Regions from separate parts of the Homo sapiens genome. Here all the other regions are linked to region 1. A link is an interaction called in ENCODE POLR2A ChIA-PET data of the cell type or tissue named here. Cell type or tissue: GM12878. All regions are shown on one strand. Each heading gives the region's core, and the rest is flanking DNA. Links, peaks and the distances in the headings are about the cores only. Region 1 overlaps GORAB (golgin, RAB6 interacting). Region 2 overlaps PRRX1 (paired related homeobox 1). Region 3 overlaps LOC105371610 (a long non-coding RNA gene).

Region 1 (7,197 bases), core at 1,326-6,325:
TTATGTAGAAAACCTTATTCCTCTACACATCAAATGATTAAGGCCTCCCCACATAAAAATTAAAACTTGCATTTGTTGCTAATTTACATATACTGATAGCTATTTACTGCTTCCCTTATGAATGTGTAGATGGTTAAAACTGGGAGCACTAATGAAGGTCTTTAAAACTGCAACTATATTTACAAATTTAATATGCTCTATGCTTAAAAAGTTCTCTTTAATAAATTATAACTAGTATTTCAGTATCACTTATAAAGCATAATTTGTTTAGTTAGTCTTAAAAGTAATGGTTGAAGAAAAAATATCAGTTTATTAAAAGAGACATGGGAAAACAAATATAACACATGACACAACTGGTTACAGGTTACAAACAGCCTCTCCTGGTTCAGGTGCCTCACCTTTCTGCAATAGCTTTAGCCAAAAGAGCTTTTTTACGTTTATTTTTCTCTTCCATTAGCCGTTGTTCTTGTTGGAGGACTTCCCAACGAGATTTTTCTTGCCTAGGGGGCAAAAAAAGCATAAAAATGAGTTTATGAAAGAAAAAGAAACTGCTACCCTATCCAACACCTTACCAGTCTCAGTCCTCTAAGTATAAAATTTAATCAAGAAGATTTATGTATATGTTCTTTCAAAAGTCCTCTTAAAAGAAACCCATCTGCAGTTCATTATTTTGCTCTAATGGGAACAAAGACTACGATCTAAAGTAAAGAGGCTTACATAAATTGGACCTCTGAAATCCATTATATATATAATCTAGGAATCCACAAACTGGAAGCCAGAATACTGTGGCATGTGTTTAGGAGTACAAAGAAATTTGTGTAAGTTAATTATGTATTATATGCAGAATGGAGATTAATAAAAATTGGTTTGTAGCTGATGTCATATTATTTATACCTTTTAGAGTTTTCTATAAAGTCTCCACCACCTTAACATGTTTCAGACAATAACCAATGTTTATTTCATATATTAATATTTTCTTTCAATTTGCTCACTTTTTCCCAACTCTTAAGACTTTTTTTTGTCTTTCTTTTTTCCTTTTTGTGGAGAACAGGGTGTCGCTATATTACCCAGTCAGGTCTCGAACTCCTAGGCTCAAGCTATCCTCCCGCCTCTGCCTCCCTAAGTGCTGGGATTACAGGTGTGAGCCACTGTGCCCAGCCCAACTTGGACATTTTTAAACAAAGTAAAACACTAAGAGCTAAGACTGGAATGCTGGGCTAAAGAAAAAAATTCAAAGATGTGAAAACATGTATTGTCTTACAATCTGTCCAATTCTAAAATAAATACATTAAAATTTCCCATAAAGTCATGAGCTTGATGTCAACTCAAATTAAACAAGGTATTGGCAAAGCTATTTATTCCTATTACTGTCACTTCTTACAGCCATTATATCACATACCTCTATTCCCAAATCTAGTAGCCCCTTCCAAAATTGTCCTTCTCTCTCCATTTCTACACCTTCCACCTTAGTGCTGGGACTGGTCATTTCTCACTTTTACTACTGCAGGCATCTCCTCACCAGGCGCCTTAGTTCCACAGCTCACTATGCACTCTCTTGCATATGATCTACAATATTGACACCTGGGATTTCTCTAACCTTTATTTTGATTGCGGCCTTTAGCCCTCAGAGAGCTTCATGGTAACTTGCTGCATTAGTGAACTTGCTAGGAAGGAAGGCATCCCCTGCTTCCGATCCTTTCTCATTTCTTTAATTCTCTACTTATTCATCCCCTGCTTCTGCTTCTGATCCTTCCTCAGTTCTGCTTTTTTTTTTTTTTTTTTTTTTTGGGACAGAATCTTGCTCTGTTGCCCAGGCTGGAATGCAGTGGCATGATCTTGGCTCACTGCAACGTCCACCTCCCAGGTTCAAGCAATTCTTGTGCCTCAGTCTCCCAAGTAGCTGGGACTACAGGCATGCACCACCACGCCCAGCTAATTTTTTTGTATTTTTGGTAGAGACAGGGTTTCCCCATGTTGGCCAAGCTGGTTTCAACTCTTGGCCTCAAGTGATGTGCCTGCCTCAGCCTCCCAAAGTGCTGGGATTATAGGTGTGGGCCACCACGCCTGTCCTCCTTCCTCATTTCTTTAATTCTCTACTGTTCTCTGGCTTATCCTTTGCCACCTCTCCCAGAGAAATGAGGTATCATCTCTGAACATTCTCTAGGACACAGCTTTCCTTTCTCCTCCTTAAAACCTCAAAATTTCTCCTTTACGTGAATGGTTTGAGGTTACAGGTCTTTTATGAAAATTCTTCCAAGTATCCAAAAAAAGAATAAGTTTCCCTATAACATCCAATCCAAATTGTCCAGCTCAATGTAAACTTACCTCCTATTTGTCTCCGGCCTTTGTTAGTAAACTACACTTAGAGACACTTTAATGTATGCACTTGTTCAATATAGGTTTCATAATTCATGTGGTTTTATAACTCTTGTCAAAATGATTTCTTAGTTGTAAACCCCTAGTGGACAGGAAACATTTTAAATTCACAGGATAGAATCTGGATCAGCAGAGATTAAAAAGATGTCAGAGATTAGAAAAAAAAAAAGATACTTTGAAAAGAACTCAGAAAAGAGAAAACAGAAAAATGTCATTCCTTCTCTGTGAGAGATAAATCAGGAGCAAACAAAGAAATAAGAGTATATATTAAAACACAAGCTATCAAATAAAAAATTCTAAGAATTTGCAAATCAAAAAATGGCATCTTCCACAAGAACAGTGTAGCTAAATTATGAAGGTTGTTTCTAATACAAAGACAGTAAAGAATAAATAAAAAGAAATCTAATGATGAACTGAGTTATATCATTAGTCCCCTAAATTTCCTACACTCTCTCCTTTGACCATCCCTTCACGTCTCTCCACAAGTTCCAATTTCTGGGCCAATGGAAATAGTCTGGAAGTTGAAAAAAGGGGTCAATTTGGGCAGAGGCACTATGCATATAAGAACTGCTTCTGAGCTGTGATTGCGCCATTGCACTCCAGCCTGGGCAACAGAGCGAGACTCCATCTCAAAAAAAAAAAAAAAAGAAAGAAAAAAAGAACTGCTTCTGCTCAGTGTAAAAGGCATAAACTTTGGATCCAGACAGACTTATCTGTAAATCTCTACTATTTACTAGCAGTGTATTAGCTTTAGAAAGGTATCATCTTTTCTGAGTCCCAGATACCTCATGTATAAAGTTTAAATAATAAACATGCATTGTAAGGCTGTTATGAAGACTAAAGAACATAAAACATACAGAATGCCTGTGTCCAGCTTATATTTAGGCAGTAGCTATTTTTCAATAGTTTATACATCACATTCCTATGATTGAATGAATATAAAGGAGAGAAAATGTTAAAATAAACAAATTATATTTCCTTAAAGCCCATTGGGAAAAAACGGGTTAAATGAAAAGTCTCATGGACTTTTCACATAGACTTACTAACAATTCCACTTTCTTTTTCTCCAATTTGCAATCTGGCTTTGGAGGTAGAATCTCAACATTGTTGTGACCATCATGGGAATTCTCAAGTCCCAGTTCCTTTGGCTGACTTTCAATGCCCTGTGGTTGTCCATCACCAACGGGGGAGGTGAGAGTGAAATGACTCGGAAGAGTAGGGGAAGAAAAAGGTGGTTTTTGAACGTTAACTCTCTGTTTTGGTGCTGAAAGCAGCTGCTCTGGAAGTAATGAGGTTGATCCATCTTGAAGCCCAAGTTTTTGGCTTTGCTCTACAAGGGCTTTTTCTCGCTGAAGTTGTTGTCGACTTTTCTTCGCGGGGAGACGTCGCTGTGGTTCAAATGGATCTATGTAAAAGAAAATAGAGGAAAATTCCTTTGTGTGGGCAGCAAATAATTATAATTCCTCTAAGAAAATAAAAAATTAACATTAAACGTTGATAATTCTAGTGGTTCTCCTACCCCATTCTCTATCTTGAAAGTCTAGGGGAAAAACAGCCATCTTCCTGTAGAGTTTCAATAGTTTTCAGATCATAATGTTAATATTTAACAGAAACTGCCCCATCTCTTAATTTATCTTCAGAGAAAGTCCATCAGTGAGTTAGGCCTTAGGTCACAAAGTGAAGTTTCTTTTTCAACTTGATTTCATAGTTGTCAAAAGAAAGCAACTAATTTTGACCAAATCAGGGAGGTGACTGAATTATCTGGTTTTAAATTTGATTTATGGTTCTGTCTGCTCTACTGAAACAAAATGGTGGTTGCATTTTCAAATGGGATTACCCTCTCTTAAATTTTAACAGCTTTTAGGGCAATTTGGTACATATGTGATACATATTCAGATGCTATAACAGGCATGTAATTGAGTGAAGTCTCTTATTTCTAGGAATGCTAGTTAACCTTAAATTGTTGTCTTTCATCCTACAGAACAATCCAAGGTTGTACTCCCCGAAGCCTAGTCAGGCTCTAATCAATGCATTCAAACTGATTTTAATAGTAGCCTCAGTAAAGCAATAGAAGATAAAACAACTGGGGGGAAATATCTTTAAAGTTATAAATAATAACACTTCTATTATACTTTTTGGACTGTCCATGCCAGTGTTAACATCTTAGGGCAGACAATTGGAGAATCTGACCCACATTCATACTATATTTCATAAGATCTATAAATAGCATTCTCTCTTAAATGCCTGGGAAGTGAAGTTATCAGTTCTTGTAAATGAACAACTCAAATGGGACTTTCAAATTTGGCATATTGACTTTTGAAGCAAAACAAGCTTATTATTTGAATTTCCCAAAGTATAGTTAAAAGCTCTAGAGTCACAATTCCAGCTTTGCTTCTGCCCAGCTCAGTGACCTCAGGTAAGTCAATTATTTATTCAATACCTTAGTTTCCTCATCTATCAAGCTGGTTGAAAATTAACCTGCTCTACTTAATGCATGAAGTTGGTGTAAGAATTAAATGAGATATGTACAGAAAATATTTTTTAAAAGACTGAAGTACTATCAAAAGCAAATGTTATTGTTGACTTTAGCCAGAAACACAAAGTATCCTGTATCTTGCAACAGGAACACATTCTTGGCTCTGATCTTTATTCACACCATCAAAAAATGTCACTTAGCCTGCTTATCTCCCTGTTGAACTCATTAGCTGAATTATTAATAGTTCCTCTGAAATTCAGGTAGTAACTTCTATTTTATTTTGCATTTTTACAGAACCTACCTATAAGACTGAAAATGCTAATTTTAAACAATAAACAATAAGCAAATCAGGCCACTTAAACACAGAACATATTGCTTCCCACACTCTGTATTAGGGGCTGCAAATATCAAGGAGACTGTGGTGAACTGAGAAGCGTAAGTCTAGTGTAAAGGGGGCAAATTCCGAGTCACCTTTAGTCAATTGCTATCATTAAAAAATTTAGGTCACCATAGCCAGATATTTTGATTTTTATGATTACAATTTAGACTTTTATGTAAAATATCTTGATTTTTAAATGTAGGGAACTGTTTCAATCAGGAAAATCTAGATTACGCTGTAGGGGCAAATCTTAGTGGTTTTAAACCACAAAGGTTTATTTTTCATTAATGCCAAGTGCCAACTAAAGGCTAACAGAGAGGTTCTGCTGATTAGTCTCTCAAGGCTCTAGGCTGACTGTACAGTCAGTATTCAGTGTTGCTGGCCACCACAACACAAGGAGAAGAGAGAGGTCAGGAAGGTCTTGCTATAGCAATTAACTGCTGACCCAGTAGTGACATAACACTTCTGCTCACAATGCAATGGCTAACCTAGTACATGGACCTACCCCCAAACAAAGGCAACAGGTATAGCTGGCTTAGCAAATAACACAATGATTATCACCATTATTAACTAAAAGAAATGTAAAGATTGGATAAAAGAAAGAGAGACAAAGAAGAAAGAAAGGAATGAAAGAGGGAGGGAGGGAAGAAGGGAAAGAAAGGAAGGCAGGCAGGAAGAAAGGAGGGAAAAAAGAAAGAAGGGGAAAGAAAGGAGGCAAAGCTGAAAAGCCACATACATTTTTGGGTTAAATTAAGCTAATGGGCTACCAGTTTGTGATATATACTCCATATCCTTTATTTAAGCCCTGCTCCCTCCACCTCAGAAAACTATCATTTGAATCATATGTTGATTATTCTCTTCCTTCTCTAATAGTCATATTGCATCTACAAATATTTCTAAAAAGTATTTACTTAGTTGTTTGACTTTATAAAAAGGGTTTTGTGCTGTACATCTGTTTTACTTAATATTACACTGTCAATAGTCATTCATATTGTCTATGTTTCAGCAGTCATTCATTTTGTTGTATAACATTTCATTGTGTGAATAAACCAGAGTCTATTGATCTTCTTCCACTGATAGACATTTAGGTTGGTTACAGGTTTTTGCTTTTGTAAATTTCAATAATGTGTCTCTTATTTTACATGTACAAGAATTTGCTTTGGATATTATCTAAGAACTACTGAGTCACAAAATATAACTTTAGAAGAAATGTGAAAATGCTTTCCAAAGTGTGCTCCCTCTAGTAATGTATAAGATCCTGTGGATGCACTTTCTCTTCAATACACGATACTGTCAGATGTTTTAATTTTTGTCAATCAAATGGGTGTAAAATAGTACCTCACTGTATTCTTGATTTGTAATTCTCTGCTCCTTGGTGGTGATGAGCATCTCTTCATATTTCCTTTTCTAGGAAATATCTATTCATGTCTTTTGTTGACTTTTCTTTTGTCTTGTATTTTTTATATATCAGCAGAAAACAATTAGAAAATACAATTAAAGAGAATATATTTCAATACCAGAAATTATTACTTATCTAGGAACAAATCTAACAAAAAGATGTTTAGTACCTCTATAGGGAAAACTCTAAAATTTTATTGAGAATTTAAACAAGTACTAAATAAACGGAGACATATACCACGTTAGTGGCAATGTTAATAATATGAAGATGAAATTGATCTAAAGATTCAATGCAATTACAATCAAAATTCCTAATGGGTTTTCCATTAAATTTGGTAAAATTATTAAAATTTTTATATGAAAAGATAGAAGGTCAAGAATACTGGCTGGGTGCAGTGGCTCACACCTGTAACTACTATACTAAGTATAGTAAGAAACTAATTTCTTAAGACATGGAAATGTTGGCTATTAAAAAAAGGTTGACATATTTGAATACATTAAAATTAAGGCCTGGAGTGGTGGCTCATGCCTGTAATCTCAGCACTTTGGGAGGCTGAGGAAGAATTTC
Region 2 (7,197 bases), core at 1,473-6,472, 150 kb before region 1:
AGTCCTTCGTGGCGACAACTTTCCTCCAGGAAAATTGCAAAGTTCTTTACAAAACTAAGCCTCTCTTTGCTTCATGGAATCTCTGTGTGGTGAAAACATGAAAAAAAAACTAGTAATAAAATATGTATAAATAAGATGGAATTATTGCTCCCAACCATTTTTCTTTGTGGGCACAAACCTTGCCTGAGTTGTATACTATGCAGACCCATTGCCTTGCCGCTACATCTCATTTTCCCCATTCGGATCAGATTTCTTAGAGAATAAATGTCCCTCGATCTTGTGTCTCCTCTTGTAAATTTAGTCTGATTCAAGGTCTGAGCTTCTCATCTTTTCGATCCAACTTCCAAAGAAATTTTAAATAATAAATTGTCAGCTTCCATCATACTATCCACACTATCAAATTTCTTATTTCTAATAGTTTTTCTTTTAAGAGTCTAGCTGAGTAAGTTTTATCTAACAACATACATTTCCAAATTATTTACAACAGTGATTATTGATTTTAGTGGGGGCTGGTGGATAGGGAAAGTGGAAGATCACAGCCCAGCAAAAAAGTCAACTGTTGTTCTTTCCTGGTACCCTTCATAAGAAAGGCTGTACTGCCATATCAAATATCCTCTTTCCTGAGAGCCTGCCTCTGAGATTGGTATGTGCAGGAAATTACATCATACTAGAATTTGGTCATACTGACCCTAAGTACACCCGTATTCCAGTGTTTCTCTCTTTGACCCCACCTCCCTAATCACACTTGCATGCTGTCTCCACTCTTTATAGTATATTTAGAACCTTTCTACAGCATTTTCTATTTTGCGAGTCATTTATCAATGCTAATTCATCTCTTCTCACCCTGATTCCTTTGAGGTAGAGCCCTGTAATTAGTAGTAATAACAAAACCATGGTATTTAGCTTTTCTATAGCTTCTGTCTCCTGAGAATGCTACAAATATTAACAGCACACATTGCAGTCTCCCAGAATTGCTTGGGTCACAGAAGGACTGGGGAAAAATGCTGTGACTAGCCTAAGTGGAATAAATTGAAGGTTGGGTTGGAAGTGAATCAAGATGCTGGTGTTAACATGCCTGAATATTTAGGAAAAGTTCCAGGATCACTTCATGATGAAAAGCAATAAGGCTGTCAAAATTTGTCTGGCATATATATAGGATTAGGCCAAGTCCTAAAATTTCCCAAGACACCTCAGGGTCAAGGGCTTTCTGCAGAAGGTAAGCCTTTTGATGATATAAAAATTCTAGAAGTCTCAGTTGCAGAAAAATGTGAGAGATGCATGTGCGTGTGCACGTGTGTCTGTGTGTGTGTGTGTGTGTGTGAGAGAGAGAGAGAGAGAGAGAGAGAGAGGATTTGTTAGTTCGTTAAGGGGTTTCTTCCACTTATTTCCATGAAGATTCTCTATTTGACCCATTTTAATCCCCAATACTTGTTGTAGATGATTACTTCCTATCTTGAAAAAAAAAAAAAAGATTCAACTAGAACAGACCTGGTTCTTAAAAAATAGTAGAACTCTAGTGGCCTGAATTTAAAAAAAAAAAACAGCTTTAACTTTTCATCAAATACACACAACAATTTAAGAATAATGTAAGGTGATCCCTTAACTACATTCTAGAAAGTTAGCTACATTGTAAAATATGTCAAGAGTGAATTAAGGAAAGATATCCCGACAGGCTCACCAATTCTATTTATTGGAATTTTGTAGGCTGTTATTTTGAGTTAAACCCTTCAAATTAAGAATTTAATCAAAAGTATTGAAACAATGGAAAATAAATTGGGTTCTTACCCCATAAGGATTTATGTCAGTTATTAGAAAGGGCTTCCTGATCCTGGACAATTGTTATTAATAATACAAATGTATATTTTTCCTGGAAATGTAAACCTGAATAGATCCAACTTCAATTTTGGTCTGCCAGGATAAAAACAACTTTATTATGGAATTGGCTCCTCTCTCATGGCATGACTTTCCATTTGATATTATATTTATGTGTATATCTAGAGTCTAGATTCTAGACCCATATATGACCTCTTAAGTTTCCTAAAGGACAGGGAGCTTTGTATTCCTCATAGCACTTAACACAGTACCAAGCACACAATAACTGTGCATTAAATATTTCTTGAATAAATGTGCTGATAAGGCAGGCTTAGAGAACACTGCTTCCCCTCACCCTAACAGAAGGCCCCATAGTGCTCTGAAACTTGCTGCTGGAACTCTGTTGACCACAACCCAGAGCACAGGGTTAATATTTTCATCCTTTACGTTAAACCATTTGGACTATGCTTCATTTTGTTTATTTTCAATACTATCTTTGTCACAACACATAAGAGTAGAAGAGAAAGCGGGAAGGAGAGGAGGGGAGAAAAGGTGAAAAGAGAAGGGAAAAGAAAGAAAGAGAGAAGAGGAAAGAGTGAAATTAAAGAAAGCAATTGACACAACAATATATCTGAAATAAAAACAAAAATATTAAAAAGAACTAAAAAAGGTGGGGGAAGAGAGGCAGGCAAGGAGGGAGGGAGGAAGGAAGGAAGAGAGGGAGGGAGGGAAGAAGGAAGGAAAGGAAAGGAAAGGAAAGGAAAGGAAAGGAAAGGAAAGGAAAGGAAAGGAAAGGAAAGGAAAGGAAATGGAAGGAAAGGGAAGGAAAAGGGAATAAATTTCTTCTTAGGGATGTCAGAATCCATTTGAGTGGCAACTCTATAAAAGCAAGCTGTTTCTCATTATTTATGTAAGTTTGATCTGATTAAATCCATCAACAGTTTCTAAAAGACATTACTTTATATTTCACTCTCTGGTTGGCTAATAAACATTTTTTAATCCACTCTTTGGTTGCAAACATGCAACCCATCTGCTTTATTTCTTTCATTTATTCATTCAACAAATACCTTTTGCACAACCATTTTCCAGGTCTATGATTGGCACTGGAAAAACAGTGGTGAATAAAATATGGCCCTCACTTGAAAGGCTACATTACCTTGCTCTCTCGATAGCTTTCAAAAACACAAATTAGTGTATTATCCATCCCTAAATTTTGTCAAGCATCTTTTCATTACATTATCCTCTCAAGCCTCTTTTTGTCTGTCTAGATAAAACCACGAGTACCTTCTCTTTGGAATCAAGCCTTTTCTGATGGACTATGTCTGACCAGTTCATGCATTTCCTTATTTTGATGCTCACAGCAAAGACTGCATCGAGCTAACTTGCTGTTCTCTCTGTAGTCTCTTACATTTTCTGAAATATCCATCTCTCTGAATATCTTCTAAATTTAATTTTACTGATACCTTTCCCAGAGTCACAGTTCCAGGGCCTCTCTGGTACATAATTCAGGTGGCACATATTTAATCTGCCCTGACCCAATAAAAACATTTGAATACTTAAAGTCTAATTTATATTATAATTATTCTTATCACACAAATTCTCATATATAGGAGGAAGCAGGGAAGTTGAATTTTACCAAACACTTATTTTCTCACATTTTCAAATTCAAAAACTAGGCTGGTAATGTTAGCTATAGATTGTGCTTATGAATATTATTATAAATAAATGCTAAGATCCAACTGACTTTCTCATACGCACCACACACACCTGAAGGGTTCAAAGGAGCAAAATTGATTATTATAACTTCTCTCTCCAAGTCTATTCTAAGTGATGAATATCTACTCATCTGCCACTATTCAGCTTATAGTTCATATCTCCCATGATGTTTTTCTTTACCCACTGAGCTGACAAGTTCATCCTTGTGACCCTTCTATATCCTGCCTTGATCCTGACTCCATCGCAGAAGCCATAACATGCAGCTGATTTAGGGTTCATATGTCTATCTCTGCTAAACTATAAGCTCATAGGGGGCACGGACCAGACCTTATCTGATGCAATATTTCTAATACTTATTACAGTGCGTGGGACATTATAGGTGCTCAGTAAATGTTGAAAAAATGGGGGGGGAGGGGAGGAGTAAGGATCTTATATACAGTGAAATGCTAACCAAATGCTAGCAAGAGCTAGAGACCTGGCAGCTCTTGAATTTTCCAAGCGATATATTGTATGGAATCTGTTGAGAAGTGTTTCATACAGATGAGGAATGCCAATCCAGTCTTTCTCAGACAAAATGGAACCAAATCTTTACAAAGTTTTCTCTTTTTGGATCTCTCTCCCTCTCACACACACACACACACGCACACACACACACCCACAGAGAGAGAGAGAGAGAGAGAGAGAGAGAGAGAGAGGGAGAGAGAGAGAGAGAGAGAGAGACGGAATATTAAATCTCATCAGTTCGGCTCTACAGATGCTTGGTCTTTATGACAACCCAACCTGTGTATCCCATGCACTCCCCACCTCACTCCATATCGCCACCTGGTGCCCAAAAGCAAGAAAACTACCTAAAAAATGAAAACGATTTTTTTAAAGCTGATAAGTATCAGGACCTTGGAACCATAAACTGAAAGTTTAAAACAAAAACAAAAACATGTGCTTCTTGGCATAGACATCTGGTCACAGGCATATAAAGATTAAACACACAAATCTTCCTCAAAACTCACCCTTGTTTCCACTCACATCTTTATGAATGTTCTCAATTGTTGCAGCCCCATGGACTACCTTCCCACATAGATTCCATGATTTAAAACCTTTTCTACTAAATCAACTATATTTTGTCATTTGCATTAAGTAAATTCAAAATTGTCAGACTATGATATCATTTAGCCTGAGATAGCCAGGAATATTGTTCATTCATTGACTTATTCAGCTCTTTAATGAGTCCCTACTTTGTTCTAAGAACAGTACACAGCTCCACAGAAAGAGTCTCACTAAATTATTATCAATCCTGTCAAAAATCTTAAGTTCTTCTTTTGCTTATAGAGAGTAAACATACATTTTTATTAATCTTTTTGAAATAACAGAAAAAAAAATAAAGGTCCTCTATTACTGCCCAAAGAAGTTAGGGAATCTGAGATGGGGAACCAATGGATTAGAAAAGAGCATATTCTGATAGATTAAATACAACTTCAGATCAATAATTCCTGAAGAAAAAGTCTCAAATATCTATGTTTAGCTCAGTTAATCTTTCATCTCATTATCAATATGCTATTGATTTCTAATGTATATTGATAACAATTATATTGTCACAGAACTAAAAACCAAAAGATGCATAGCTAAAGAATAATATGAATTTCACTTGAACTTGAGTCAGCACAAAATTATCAAATAAGTTTCAGTACTGAAATTAGCAAGTATATAGTTAAGATATGGGAAGAAAAAAATGTCAGTCAGGAATTTCCTGTAAACAGTTCCCAGAACAAAGACAAACTCTTCAAGTGTCACAATTAAATGGGTGCAAAAATCAGTACAACATAGTAAAGTTTTATATGTTAAATATGCCCATTTATTTTACTTTGCAAGCATAGCAGTTTTATTATTTTGGTCTTATAATGTTTCGTCTATGAAACGATATAGTCAGCAGACTATAGGAGGTTTATTTAAATGTTTTTATTTAAATAAGTCAATATTCATACCTTTTAAACATAAAATTTTATTGGTAAATAAATTTCATAAATCTGTATAACCCTGAACATTCACCTGAAATTAATTTTCAAGGATATTAAAAGTTAGAAACTGTTGAAACATACCGGACAAAGCTATCTTTAAGAGTAAATTTTTAAAAATTCTATTACTTTTTCAAATGGATTGGTTAAATAAAAGCAATTTTTAAGAAAAATAGAAAAAAAATAGATACCTTAATTTTCTGCCTCAGTACAGTCCAGTTTCAGAAATATATATTAACACTATATAACATTACAGTTTTTGGACCCACTTTGTACTTGGAGTGTTAGTTTTCCTTACATTCTTATTTTATACTGCTTTCTGGGTCCAAAGTCAACAATGAGCTCCAGGATTTATTTCATCTCTCAAGATCTTTAGGGTAATAGAAAAATAATAATAATAGCAACTTTTGAGAAGTATGACAATGAATTTAGAGGTCACATAGCAAGTGAATAAATGTATGCCTACATGCTTGACTTCTAAATTATAGAGTAAGCAACACATTGCTTCTCAATCAAAATATTCTTGATGATTAGCTATTTCTCTTTCCCGGTCCTTCTCTTTCTCCTTTCTTTTTCCCCTTTTTCTCACCACAGAGCTTTTTGAATTGAGTAGAAGTATTTGGCCACTTGCTCTTTGACCCCGGTGTCTCCTGAGACTATATATTCATTTTGAGAATGAGTCCTTTTAGTTACCTAAAGTGTCCTCAGACTAAATTGTTTCCAGATGTTTACAAATATTTCAAGGATATATCCACACAGTTTTTATGGCTGAGTGATAACGGACTCCACAATGTCTGTTCAATTGTAAAATAAGAATCAAGCACATGCTATAAAATAACTTCCATGAAGCAGGGACTTGCTACACACGAGGCACAATGCTAACCATATCCTATACATTATCTTACTTAATGCTTACAAAAACCCTATAAAGGATGTATTATAATCCTCATTTTAGAGAAAAGGAAAGTGAGGCTCAGAGGGCGACTTCATAGAACAATTAAGTGACGGGAGAAGGGCGCTATATCAAGTCCATGTTCTTAGCCCTTGTGTCCTGCTGCTCTGTCGAAGCAAACGTCATCTACTGTTAGCTTAAGGCAGGAAAGAAAAGACAGAATTCACAAAAGTTGGGGAGCATCCCTGAGCATCCAAACAGATTGCCTTTAAGAGGCTAGAGAAGGAGACTTGTAGGCCAAGAGTTCTTGTTTAGTTTCAATAAATGCCTCCAATGGGCTTGTTCACCAAATATGCTTTCAACAGACTGTAAATGTGCAATGCAGACATTTTCTCATCGTTTAAAAACCAGCCTTCACAAATGGGGTTTTGGAAATTGCCTGTTTCGTGTTTATTTTGTTCTTCACTCACAACATTCTGACTTGTAAAGTTAAAAAAAAAAGAGAGAGAGAGAGAAATCCTAAATGGTCAAGATGACCTTTTTGTAAAAAGCTCTTCTTATCATAGAAATTTTGCTTTTTGTTTAACCTTGTGGTACTCTGAGGGTGGGGGGCTGGGGGAGGATGCTTAATTAGTAAGAAAACTTGAATGACGTGCATTTGGGATGGGACTGGAGAAGCGTCCAGTCAATTCTTGTTTATTCTAACTAATGGAGAGAGGCAAGGCATAACCATTTATAAGGCACTCAACCAATGTTATTATAGTTCTG
Region 3 (7,197 bases), core at 971-5,970, 120 kb before region 1:
TCTGCTGTACTGGACGCAGTCTAATAGCGCAGAGAGGTTTCCATCCGGCATCCAGTTCGATGTGGGCCGTTTTTCCCTTCCCAGCGGTCTGTCCTTGGAGCTGATCAGTCTCCCCAAAACCTCCCTAGAAATAGAGCAGCTCCTCGCCTCTCCCTCCTTTCGCACTCTCTATCCTCATTTACACAGTTGCGTTTTAACGTTGCTGTTTTTCCCCTACACATACCCAATTGCCCGTCGTGACAAAGGTGTGGGTAAGGGCTGGGGACTTTTGGCACCCCCAAGACACGATGTTCCCCCTAAAGATCCAGCGTCCTCAGTCATTTAGGGGGTCAGCGTCCTCAGATCGCCCTTTCGAGGAAATTGCCTTATCCGGGTGAATGGTCAATATGGTTGGGGAGCGAGGAATAGCTACAAGCAAGAGAGTTTATAGATGGGCATCCGGAGGCATACGCAGTCGGCTCCGCTGATATTCGGACGCATTCTCTAGAGGGACCGGGCGCTTCTTGAAAATCACCCACTTGTCATTCGTGTTAATATCAACCAGTACCACCAATACCAACTAGGATGCTAACGGTTTCAAGAAAAACACCGCACACATTTACTAATTTATGGACTATATATATATTATATAATATACACAATGTATAATATGAATGTATAATATGAATATGTATAATATGAATTTCTATGTTCTATGAATTTTCCCCAAATGTCTTTCAGACTGATGGCTCAGATACCCGCCAATGAGCTGGGCTTGTCAGACCTGTGCAGCGCCGCTCCTGCAGCTCTAGAAGCGCAAGGTCGGGGAGCCCACCTCTAGAAAAGGAGGTGGTCTTTGAAGAGTGAGGAACGGAGACTGTCTTTGAGTCCTCGGAGCTGGAACTCGGGAGCAGAGTCCCAGGGTATTCAGGAAAAGGGAAGAGCTGCGTCGGGGACTTAGTCGCGGTCCCCGGGCGGGTGGGGGGCGCGAAGCAAGCAGCAGGGCCCGCTCCCGCCGTTCCGCAGTGCTTTTCTCAGAATCCCGCGGAGGTCACCAGAGCGCTAAGGCTTGAGAGACTCTTCACCACTACGGAGAGGCTGCTCTTTCCTGGGATATCCCGTAGGCCTCAGCTGCAGGGACCAAGCCCTGGATTCCTCTAGCCCCGACATCACCGCAGGGAGTTTCGAGGCAGGGTGGGCTGCGGGACGCGTTGGGACAGTCTCCTAGGAAGCAAATCACAAAGGCAAACACCCTGCAGAACTGATCCCCCCCACCGCCCCCCGGCTTTTCTTGCTTGTTTAAGTCTTTGTGGGTTTTTTCTTTTCCTTTTTTTCTATTAGCAATTACAAGTGGATTGGATCCACACTCTGATTATGTTTACACACATTTGTAATTTGTTGAGAGTCTGGATTGCAATTTTAAAAATCGGGATAACCCTTCAGGGAAATTCAAGACAGAGCTGATAATGCGTTCACCTCATAAACGACAAAAGGAGTGCTTGAGCTGGAGAAGGCGCTCCCGAAACCCTCCGAGCCAGAAGTGATGCTCTCCCCAGGGCACCCATAGGCAAGCCGGGAGCTCCTTCCCAGAGCGCCATAGGTCGCTGCTCCTAGCCTCTCCTTGACCTCCAGGCTCCAGGTCCTGCTCACAAGAGGGGTGGAGCAAGGGGGAAATTGAAGGACCAAAGTTCTCTGGGCTTGGCTCACGTTGTAGGAACCAGAAGGGCAAAGCACCCTGAGAATTTGAACGACCATCTGGCAGAAAGATGTCAGGAGAGGAGACTTGAGGAAGCTTTGGTGGACAGCACATACTCATCTCCCAAGCAGGCGGCAGGCTTGGCCTGGCATTTAGAAGGCCCGGGAGAATAGCCTGCTGTTGCCCCTGTAGTTCCTTAATCACTACTTTGCTTTCCCCATGTGACTTTTGGGGGTGGGAGAGAGAGCTGGAAAAAGAGAATTTCTAACTCAAAATCTCTGAACATGTGTAGGCCTTTCTTTGGCTTTAGCTTTGACTTCCATCCATCAATTATTATTTTTTGAAGTTTGAAGCCCTGCATGATGTAACTAACCAGAAACTTCTCCCTTATGACCCTTCCAGCATCTGAGACCCACTTTCCAACCATTCCTTCTGCCCTGCCTCCTTTACAATAACTCCTGTTTTTGAATTCATCCCTATGTAAGTGGGAGCAAAGCTGGATCTAGCAAGGAAACTTGCCAATAGATCAGACCAAGGTAGGAGAGAGGTTTGGTTCCCAGCCATGTGCCTTTGGGTGGTCTTATTAATAGTCAGGTTTGGTACTGATTACTGCCTAGGGTTTCCCTGGCACTGAAAGTTGGCAGAACTCTGCCTTATCTGGCTAGCAGAATGTCTCCCACCCTAAGCAATTTCCTCTCTGAGGTGGAAACCAGGGGTTGCACTCCCTGACATGTTAATAAACTAACATGATAATTAGGTGACAGGTCACAGGTTCCATGACACATAAAGAAGACAACACCACTCTCAGGCAAATAACATGCTGTGGGAATTAAAATGTTTTCCTTCTCATGGTTGACAATCTAGGACATATTCATTAGCAATGATACAGGGGAAAAGACAAATGCAAAATGGATTCTGCAGGGTTCCCATATTTTAATGTTTTTAGGAGTCTTTATGTCAGGCTTGAAAGGAACTCTCCTTTATCCTTCCAATTCTGATTCTTGTAATAATAAGTGTTATTTCAGGAGCATTTCTCCTATGCTCTATTCTTTATCCAATAGCCCCATTGAATTATTTTGAAATTTTATAATAATCAAAGGAAGTCAGACTAAAAATACATTTCCAAGTAATGAGCTGGTAATTGATCTGCTCTGTTATAGTCTGGGAAGCCCAATATATTCAGGTGGGACCTAGAATAGTTTCATTAAGCCCATCTGCTCCTCAAATCACTGGCTGGACACTGACTTTGCATATATCACTGAGGCAGCTTTAGCTAAAGACATCAGTGACATGCACATTTACAAATGCCGTAAGTATTCCTCATGCCTTATTTTGCTAAATGCTTCTGCTATAATTGATAGTGTTGAGCATCCTTTTTTTTTTTTTTTTTTTTGAATATTTTTCTCCTGGTCCTCTATTTCTCTGACCACTTATTTTGGTTTTCATAGTGTATTCCTTTTTCTCTGCTCACTCCTTAAATATTTATATTCTCTAGAATTCTGGTCTTCATTTTACTGTCTTTCAAAATAAATAGGTTGTTCTTAGAAGATATCATACTTTTTATGGGTTATGTCTTGGTCTGTTTTATGTTGCTATAAAAGAATATCTGATTGGGAGGCTGAGGTGGGCAGATCACAAGGTCAGGAGATCGAGACCATCCTGGCTAACACAGTGAAACCCTGTCTCTACTAAAAATACAAAAAATTAGCCAGGCGTGGTAGCAGACGTCTGTAGTCCCAGCTACTTGGGAGGCTGAGGCAGGAGAATGGCATGAACGCAAGAGGTGGAGCTTGCAGTGAGCCGAGATCTCGCCACTGCACTCCAGCCTGGGCAACAGAGCGAGACTCTGTCTCAAAAAAAAAAAGAATACCTGAGACTGGGTCATTTATAAAGAAAAGACGTTTGTTTAGCTCACGGTTCTGCAGGCTGAGAAGTTCAAGGATAAGTTCAAGTTCAAGTCCTGGCTTCTGGTGAGACCTATTCTGCTGCATCACAATATGGCAGAGAGGGTAAAAGGGGAAGTGGACATGTGTGAAGGGAGGGAAACCTTAGGGGCATCCCAGCTTATAACAACCCGCTCTCATGAGAATCCATTCTCCTGAGAACTGATTCACTCTTGTGAGAACAAGAATGTTTTTACTAATGCTAGAACAGCACTGAGCCATTCATGAGGGATCCACTGCCATAACCCAAACACCCCCCACTAGGCCCCACCCCCAACTCGCCCTCACTAGGGATCAAATTTCAACATGAGCTTTGGTGGTAACAAACAAACCATATCCAAACCACAGCAGTTAACTACCACCTGTTTGTCAATGAGTCCAAAATGTAAACCTTAAGCTTGTCCATCTACTTACTGTCATCTTGTGCAAACTGAGCAAGTTACCACTCCAAGCCTCAGCTTACCCATCTCTCAAATAATGCTAATTATGGCACCTACCATATATATTTGTGAAAATTAAGTAAGAATGCAGGCAATCAATTTATCACAGTGCTTAGCATATAGTAAGCTCTGAAGAAAAAAAAGATAGCTATCTCCTTGCTGGATCTGCACATTTATTGAAGAAACATAAATTTAAACTCTTGCCCCAGTAGTAAACCTAGGAATTATCCCAAATTCCTTCCTCTTTGATACCACCTCCAGGTCTGCCTATATTATCTAGCTAGCATCAATCCTGATGCAAAATAGCCAATAAATCCTTATGGAATTGGAACTGAAAATAAAGTAATACTGAAGGAGGTGAATAGGCAACACTATATGTGAATATGTATGTATTATATTTACAGTGTGTTCATATTATATAAACATAACAACAGTTAGTAGTCCAGGTGTCTTGCCAGATGCTTTCAGAGGAAATATGAGTATGCAGGTGCCATACCTTCTCTGTCTTGAGGAACCCAAATCTTATTCACCAGGCTGATTCAGATGTACCACAAATGGCTATTGAGAGGATTAAGAAAGAGAATAAAGGAAAAATGCCTTATCATAATCAATACTCAACAAATGTTAGTTCCCTTCCTCCACTCTTTACCTTATGCTCAGATTCTTCTGGGCTTCACAGGATAATAGGAAGCTTAATTCTTGCTATCTTCCTATTTTAGAAAAATCCTTTAAGGTTGGGCATATGCATGTAACTTAGATGCTTAAAAATGGGAATGGCTCTAGGCAAGCAGCAGCACACAGAGCTGTAAGATAAACCAATGCCAACCCCTCATTCCTTTGCAGGAAAAATTCATGCCTGGTAGGTTTTTTTGTGTCTCACTCTGAGAATTTGAGAACCTGCATACTCACCAGACTATTGGCCCTGAATAAGACATCTAAACTGAGATCCCAGACTAGGTTGGTGCCTCTGCAAGCTCTTCAACTTTTGGGCCCTGAAGCTCTGTTTCCAGGCCAGGCAGACGTGAGATGGAATCCAACAGTACAAATACAAAATTCTCTGGACCTGGGTAAGTTAGGCTGATTTGAAATGCATAAGGTCCTTCAGCTGACTTTGGGGCTTATTTATAGCATACCTGGTAGGTGTGCCACTTTAGATAACCTTCCTTGGCTTGCTGCTCCCATAAATCTGGAACCAAGTACAGCCCACTTCTCTGCTTGCTTTCCTCCCCTTCTACAAATCTCTAAATTTCTGAGCTTGTCTCTCTCTTTTCTCCCAGATCTCCACTTTTTCTATAATGCTAGCTCACAGGTAAACATCCAAACTGGTTACAACTTCTTTTGTCCCTTTATACCTGTTAGGTTAGGTATATATTTTACCCTAATTTTTCTTGTTTTTATCTTGTTAAAGACACCCGGATCTGCCTTATTTCAAGTTTTTCTCCACAGTAATTTCACAAAATTTCAGAGACTTTTTTTTCTTTCCTGCCTCAAAGTGATGCTTTGAGATAATGTGTATGTGAGGAACTCAGTGTAAAAGGTATGAGTGTATATAGGACCAGTTACATTTGTCATTACAATTACAGTTGTCATTCTTTCCTGACATTCTTTTCTTGCCTTTATCACTACAGAAAAGAAGTAAGGATTTATATGGTGGAAATAAGAAAACTAACTTTTATTAAAAAGTCTAAAATACTGTGTTATATCAGCACTTTGCAGATCACAAACCTATTAATTCCACATTTTGTTAAGTCACCATTCACCTCTTTATACAATACATACCTTTGTCTTTCATGAACCTGGTACCCAGCTCTGCATTTAAAGCACCAAAACTACCTATCTCCGAAATACATACTGGAGAAAAAAAACACTTCCTTTTGCTACTTACCCTTTTATTCTTTCCTCTTTCCTGATTTGTTCTTTTGAGCATCATCTGCTCCTTTAAATGAAAAGTCAGAATTATTTCCTTCAAAATATGAAAAGAGATTTAGTGACCTCTCTAATACTCATTACTATTGTGTGTCTCAGTCTCCATTAAAAATTATTACACAGGATCAAAGATATCAACATTTATATTCTATTTTGGACCAAATGACATAAAGTAGTAGTTCACCATTAATCTTTAACCATTACCAGACACTGTGTTACATCCTACTTTGTCCCTAATGTGGTGTAAAGACTAGAGGCTTTAGAGGCTTTGAAAGTTTATTCTTTGTTTCTAACTCTTTAAAGAAATTTTGAGCAAGTAACTTAGTTCCTCTGAGTCTCACACTTTGAGTCTCAGAAGCTCAAAGTACATCTGAAAGAAAAGTAAGGCCGGGAGCGGTGGCTCAAGCCTGTAATCCCAGCACTTTAGGAGGCTGACAGGGGCGGATCACGAGGTCAGGAGATCAAGACCATCCTGGCTAACATGGCGAAACCCCGTCTCTACTAAAAATACAAAAAATTAGCCGGGCGTGGTGGCGGGCGCCTGTAGTCCCAGCTACTCGGGAGGTTGAGGCAGGAGAATGGCGTGAACCCGGGAGGCAGAGCTTGCCATGAGCCGAGATTGTGCCACTGCACTCCAGCCTGGGTGACAGAGCGAGACTCCATCTCAAAAAAAAAAAAAAGTAAGATAACAAGTAAGACCTAACATAGTGCCTGGCAAGTAATAAATACTCACTAAAATTTAGTTCAGAAATTCTTTTGGCAATGATGTAGTAGCTTATAGCAGAAGAGTAGTGCTCCCTGCAAAAGCAACTTAAGAACCTAAAAATATTTATATCTTCCTCACTTCAAATATCAGACACCTGCCAAGGCGATCAAGACTTGAGCAACTGTATATTCCAGACAAGGATGCTCTGAGGTAAGTCAGACTTGTTTCATTCCATTTTTATCCTTGGGTTATCGGCAGCACTTTGGAATAAAACAAGAGACTGAAAAAAGAGATAGTATTTGTTTAAAAAAGGAGAACAGTAGAGATTTATGCAACTGTATGGCCTTGGAGGAAGAGAAATTGGAGTTTGGTATTGATGAGATTTTATAGAGAAGGGAGGCTGAGACAAATGAGACCAACATTCACATCAGTCTTCCCCACAAGGTATTAGCCAATTAAGCTGCGTAAGCAAAAGGCTAAGAAGCAGAACATAATGTGAATAATGGC

The links. ChIA-PET counts read pairs that join two places held together with the same protein. Peaks named below come from ENCODE experiments on the same cell type or tissue, not always from the same donor. Only the 100,000 strongest peaks of a DNase experiment are listed, where the experiment ranks them.
Region 2: POLR2A ChIA-PET joins it to region 1 with 14 read pairs; 5 of 35 experiments call an interaction of 5 or more read pairs at or near these places.
Region 3: POLR2A ChIA-PET joins it to region 1 with 50 read pairs; 9 of 35 experiments call an interaction of 5 or more read pairs at or near these places.

The regions. Positions count from the first base shown.
Region 1 is chr1:170,535,794-170,542,990 of GRCh38, reverse strand. It overlaps GORAB (golgin, RAB6 interacting), which reads right to left. Exons shown (of 5, transcript NM_152281.3): 2 at 3,424-3,781; 3 at 399-500. Among named protein-coding and RNA genes, the nearest start is that of GORAB-AS1, 6.8 kb to the right of the region's middle. In GM12878, for the core only: no CTCF peak of the experiment used is centred there; a DNase peak (open chromatin) is centred at 3,565.
Region 2 is chr1:170,686,866-170,694,062 of GRCh38, reverse strand. The region is part of intron 1 of PRRX1 (paired related homeobox 1); the gene reads right to left. Among named protein-coding and RNA genes, the nearest start is that of PRRX1, 26 kb to the right of the region's middle. In GM12878, for the core only: a CTCF peak has its summit at 4,345 (motif pointing left); a DNase peak (open chromatin) is centred at 4,352.
Region 3 is chr1:170,654,205-170,661,401 of GRCh38, reverse strand. It overlaps LOC105371610 (a long non-coding RNA gene), which reads right to left. Exons shown (of 4, transcript XR_922277.2): 2 at 5,944-5,994; 3 at 4,555-4,616; 4 at 1,119-1,203. Among named protein-coding and RNA genes, the nearest start is that of PRRX1, 6.3 kb to the left of the region's middle. In GM12878, for the core only: no CTCF peak of the experiment used is centred there; a DNase peak (open chromatin) is centred at 3,781.